Regions from separate parts of the Mus musculus genome. Here region 1 is linked to region 2. The links are chromatin loops, found by intact Hi-C in ENCODE. Cell type or tissue: heart. All regions are shown on one strand. Links, peaks and the distances in the headings refer to the core of each region. The heading gives the core; the rest is flanking DNA.

Region 1 (2,908 bases), core at 324-2,823, 140 kb after region 2:
CTTCTCCTTCTTCAGCCCAGGAAACTCTTCTCTTTCCTAGGAGTTGCTTTTTCTGCCATCCAGGTGGAATAGAAGCTTCCAAGACACCTAAGCAGGGCGTGGATGACCTGGAGTGCTCTGGGCATCCGAGTAGTGAAGGTACAAGGGCAGGGACCAGGCCTCTCCCAGGCTGCTCTGGTGAGAGGAATGTAGACCGTGAGGTCCTTGAAGACCAAATGCACAGCTGCTAGTACATCAAAGCAAAGAGATAGAGAGGATGTGGGGACTACTCGTATGTCTCTTTGGGCCTCAACTGTGTCTCCCTTGCCAATGTTGCTACAGAAACCGGCAGGAGCTGGGGAGTAATGCCTCTTAATCTTGTGTGCACACTGGAACGGCCGCAATGTAGCATGTCAGAGCAAGGACTTCTGGGTCCGTGGAACTAAGTGAAAAATCTGTTCTGATTTTATAGCACCCAAACTCACATCTGTCTATTGTCCTTGGTGCTTTAACACCAGTGTCCGTATTGTTGTCCTGTGTCAGAAGCACCCTTCCCCCATCTGTAGGCAGGAATGATCTCCCTCAGGCTAGTATGGATGAGTTTGGTACCACAGCATCTCTTGCTCATGCCAACTAAGTACTCCTCCATTGGCATTGCCAGGTCAGGAGGGACTTGCATTGGCTATAGGTAAGAGATGAGGTCACAGAAGACTGCAGGTCTACTGAGTATAGAAGCCTGGCCCAAGGGGAGTGGGTGTGGCCAGGAGCCAGCTGCAGGGGGAAAGTGGGTCAGTCTGTGTGGGGACCTCACCTTGGCAGCTCTGGGCCATAAGGGCAGAAATGGGGTTCTCAGGATGGTCAGTGATTTTAATCCACATGCTTTGGGGATGGAGGAGGGCTAGCACATAATAAAAGAAACAAACTGGTATAATCTGGACACAAGAAATAGACCATCTGAGATGAAAGGCTATCTGGTCTACCCTCTAACCAGAGGCCCCGAGTTTGCCATCAGAATGGAACTCTTCCTGGTTATGGAGTTCCATTTTGTTTTGTTACTAAGACAGGTAACAAAACAAAATGGAAAACTATATTCCCTGATTGGCCCAGAACTCACTGTGTAAACCAGCCCAGCCTTGTGACCACACAGAGTTGCCCCTGCCTCTGCTGGGATTAAAAGAAGACGCTAGGATTAAAGGAGTGAGCCACCAATGCCTAGCCGGTTACATGGTTCTGCGTCGCCTACAGCAATTCAGCAGCAGCGTCTGCAGTGTGCTTCTGCCACAGCTCAGGCCCTTTCCCAGAACTGAAACTGAAGCTGAGGAGGACGGGGGCCACATAGGCACCAGGGGCTGGGGATCCAGCACACAACAGTCCCTGGGAAAAAAAAGCCACACAGCAGGTCCCTGTGCTTTTAACATTTCATGTCGTTTCTGTGACCTCAAGAGTGTGTGAGAGCGGCAGAGATGGGGTATCCACCCGTCCCAAGTTTGCTGACAGTGAGTTTTTCCCTTTGAATCAAGTCTAGCATTGCATTGTGGACTTCTAACACTACCCTGTTCCAAACCATGGAGGTTTTGATGGCTACGATGGGAGCGGGGGCATCTTCTCAGGTTATCCTTACCATTTCCAGACCTAGATGTTCTTACACAGAATCTTCCACACTGGCCTTCCTTTCTGCTCTCTGTTCTCGCCCCTTAGTTGGTTCCACTGTTGCTAATATATGTCTTCCTCCATCGTCCTTCTTGTTCCTTACAGTTAGCAGAATGTAATGGAATTAAAAGCAAATGGGAGGCCGGGGGTGTAAGATGCTGTTGCTCTTGTATCCCTGGAGCATTTTAAACACCACTGATGTCCTAAGCTGCATCTCCCCCAAGTGGAGTAATAGGAACAGCATAGGGTTTGCTCGCTTACTGTTAAAGCAACTCAGTCCGGATTGAAAGCCACTAAGAAGCTAAGTGAGCTTGGGCACGCGGCTTAGGTTCAGAGCCAGTCTAATCTAGGTTAAGTTTTGGGGGAGGTGGACGGGTGAAGAAGACACTAGACTGGTTACTGAGGAACTCTTCTACGAGTTTATTAGAAGAGTTATTGTAACCATGGACAGACAGACAGACAGAATAGCAAATGTGCAGCAGAGGTTCCAAGGAAAGCCGAGGCCCCAGCACTAGAGAAGGAAAGCATGGCAGGGTTCTCTAGAGAGATTCAGAACCCACAGGACAGAGGAGGGAGAGAGCCCCTTAGACTTTGGGAGAGGACACAGCGGGAGCTGCAGCCAAGCTCTGATTCCCAGGCAGGAGGCAGGGAAGTAAGGTGATAGGATGTAAACTAGCTTTGGACTCACAATGCCAGACAACTTCCAGACCGGGGGGGGGGGGGGGGTGGGGGGGGGTGGGGGGGGGGTGGCGGTGATGATGATGACAATGATGGTGATATTTAAATCATAGAACTCATAGGAATTTGATTGATGGATGTCAAAATCATCTCTGCGAGCTCTCCAACAGAAGCCATTTTCAGTTTTGAAAGCTGAGGTCAGACGAGGAATTGTGCAACTTATGCAAAGCTTGGGTTGTTTTCTCCACCCTGTACCATAGCTACAAAAACTGGCAAAAGTCATTAAGGCAGCTTTCCTAAAGTGAAATGTGACTTCTCCTGGGTGTTCAGTTCCAGTCCCCCTTCCATTGCTCTTTACGTTACTAGAGCTCTTTTTTTAAAAGCAAGAAATAATGTGAATATTAAAAGTATCCAAAAAAAATCAGAGACTATGTCAAGGACAAAAAATATCAGAAATTGAAAGCACAAAACTAAGCATAATTTAACTTACCCAGCTATAACTCACATTAGACATAAACTGTATTTATAGCTGCCTCAAATCATATATACTGTGTAAGACTTGGAAACATATCCTTCATTGCACAGCAATATACACCAAGGT
Region 2 (2,908 bases), core at 204-2,703:
TTTTTGTGGTTTTTCTAGAAGCCGCTCTGGGATAGGGTGTATTGGAAGGGATCAACTAGGGAGCAGGTCATTGGATAATTAATTAAGATCCGACAATCTGTAGCCCTGGGGCTAGCTATCTGATTTAAAACACAAATGTTTACAAGTGCCTTGTATCTTGTTTGGGTCTGTAAAGGTCTGCATCTGAGGTATGCTAGTGTGGCTTCTAGACTCTGCTTCTTTTTTTCTAATGCAAATCCAGTAGTCTTGTTTTAATCTGTGGCATTCGGTTAGCCTTCAGCTTTTGCCTAGCCTATTGGGTTTTTTAATTTGTTTATTGACTGAAATTGGTACAAAAATTTCTTGGGCCATCAGAATTTTTATGGGAATCTGTCCTCTTTTCAGATTTTTTTTTTTTTTTTTTTTTTTTAAGAATTAAATGCCATTTAAAGAAAATAGGAGGCCAGGTGTAGTGGCACATACTTTTAATCCCAGTACATGGGAGGTAGAGGGCAGACAAATCACGGTTAAGTTCCAGGCCAGCCTGAGCTACACAGCAAGTTCCAGCCCAGCCTGGGATACATTTTGCGACTCTGGAGAGAGAACGAGCGGGTTAGGGAAGGAGAGAAGAGAAAAGGGGCAGAGGAAGGAGAGAGGAGAGGAGAGGAGACTAAGAACCATTATCTAACCCTTGCCTTAGCTCCTTGCTCCGCACAGAGGATCTCCTAGGACTTCCTGTTTCTCACCCCCTCTTTCTGAGAAGGACCCAGGAGCACCCTAGCAAAGGTGGCCACATATTAGTGAACGTAGAATTTTAAATGGAAAAGAAGCCAGTGCACGTGGCTTCCTGGATTCTCGATTGGACCCAAAGTCAAATGAGTCCTCGCCGCAGGGTTTGGCTGAGCCTGGGGCCTGCTCAGCCTGGTGAGCCTGCTTGTTTTCCACGGCTACGTGGAAGCACACGCTTCCCTTGGCAGAGTAGCTGCAGCCTCTGGAGACTTTTGAGAACTTTTGATGGGCGCCGGTTTCCATGCCCATCAGTGCGGGGAACTGCGAGGCACTTTCCTCTTTGATTTAGTTTTAACATTCTTTGGCAAGTTTACACATCGTGGTTACATAAGAAAATCCGAATGAAAAGGTTTCGTATTATAAATGCATGCTTTGGCCCAGGGTGAATTTTGCTGGCACTGCCTTGGGAGTGTGAATTCCTGGTCTTAAATAAGCACGGATGTCCAGTAAACACAAAACTATCTGCGAGCTTCGCTCGTGTCGCCATGGCAGCCTCCTAGCCTGTGCTCCCGCCCTCGTGGGCCACTGGTTGGCTGTTTGGTGGCTGAAGGGAGGGGCCGGCCAGTTAGGCCTGATAGGAAAACTGCTGTTCCTCCCAGTTGGGGAACAAGGAGGCTCACCCGCTTCTGCAATCAATGAGGGTTGCTGAGAGCATACGGTTGTGTCAGACCAGCTGCGGCCCTTCACCTACCATCTTGACTGAGCAACACTGAAATCCTGGAGTTATGTATAATCGCCCAGAGCTATATGAGAAAGAGAAAAGGAAATTCTGCGCTATCTGCCTTTTAGGCGCCCCGCACCCCACCCCCCACCCCCCACGCGTACAGTTTAGGAAGTATTACATTAATGACAAAAATTAAACCTGTTCCGCTCTGACAGTGTGCCTGGTGCGTGCAGGTTTTTTTTTTTTTGTTGGGATGAGACTATTTAACTCTCATAACACACTGAGATGGGTAACTTCGTTATCTCCGTCTCAAAGAGGAGGACGGTGAAGATTAATTGTGTGATGTAATAAGATCAAGAGCTAGCAGCAGTGGGACTCAAATCCCAGCATGCTGCCCGCAGGCACACAAACCAGCATCCAGTCTGTAGGAATCAAGGACCAGTAGATGCAGAGTACGCAGAAAGGCTGAGCTGCCCCACCCTCCAGGGGTGGTGTAGCTCACATACCCCAGCGGCAGTACCGAAGCCATACTCCAGTCTCAACCTGGTTCAGATTAAGCCCTCCCACTCTCCAAGGCCTTTGCCTGCTGTTCTTTCTCCTGGAATTTCAGATGCTCAGATATTTCTCTCCTGCCTGTTCTCCTGGGTATCTGACTGTTGGCCTAGGCCTGGTGTATCAGCGCCCCCACCCCCCAACTCGGAGTTCTTGCATACTAGAAGTATTCTGGTTAATACATTCAGAGACAAGAGGGTAAGACCTAAGACAAATGCATTTTACACAGGCACCTCAAGTGATCTCGGGGGAGGTGGGGGTTATTTTTGAAGGTCCAGAAAGAAATTTCAAGGGAATTGTTCATCAGTAAGACAACTTGTTCAGGGTAAGCCAGGATTGTGTATTTTCAATTCATCAGCCACAGTTTCCACCAGAGTCTTTGGGGGGCAAGGAAATGAAAGAGTTTGAGAAAAATGGGAGGCAGGGCTTAGGGGAAGAGCACAGCTCAAGAAGAGAGTCAAAATTCAAAAATGTAAAAATCTACGGAGGAGCAGGGGTTAAAAATCATCAGTGAACTGATCAGCAGGAACAAAGCCATATCATGAGCCGCCCAGAGAGAAGGAAGGTATGCGCTCCATATCTGTGCAAGAGGCAGGGTGTGGCTGAAGCGGCTTGGATGGGTGGGGACTGGATGGCGAGGTGGCAGGTGAGCTCTGATTATAGATGGACCTTACTCTGAGGAGTTAGGCAGGAGTTGAACTGTTTGGTGTAGAGGAGAGGCAATACCTGGAGTATGGTGGGCAAAGGCCAGCCAAGAACTGTCCCCTCATAGTGCCGTGAAGACAAGCCATTTGTAGGAGGCAGAAACTCCCAGCCTTAGAGGCTGGACTCTGTGGGAGCTTGTGGGTTATCGAGCTGACAAAGTTAAGCCTCTGGTTCTTGAAGGTCTGCGTTGGGAGGGGCTGGGTTCTCTGTGCTTCTCTA

The links. A loop is a pair of places that touch in the nucleus more often than their neighbours do. Peaks named below come from ENCODE experiments on the same cell type or tissue, not always from the same donor. Only the 100,000 strongest peaks of a DNase experiment are listed, where the experiment ranks them.
Region 1: a loop joins it to region 2, with 2.2 times the contacts of the local background. A loop is called at or near these places in 4 of 42 quality-filtered maps.

The regions. Positions count from the first base shown.
Region 1 is chr4:34,959,950-34,962,857 of GRCm38, reverse strand. The region is part of intron 3 of Mob3b (MOB kinase activator 3B); the gene reads left to right. Among named protein-coding and RNA genes, the nearest start is that of Gm33620, 30 kb to the left of the region's middle. In heart, for the core only: a CTCF peak has its summit at 1,854; no DNase peak of the experiment used is centred there.
Region 2 is chr4:35,098,441-35,101,348 of GRCm38, reverse strand. The region is part of intron 1 of Mob3b (MOB kinase activator 3B); the gene reads left to right. The region is part of intron 1 of Gm52727 (a long non-coding RNA gene); the gene reads right to left. Among named protein-coding and RNA genes, the nearest start is that of Gm52727, 3.8 kb to the right of the region's middle. In heart, for the core only: no CTCF peak of the experiment used is centred there; DNase peaks (open chromatin) are centred at 968 and 1,298; H3K4me3 peaks cover 1,526 bases; H3K27ac peaks cover 868 bases.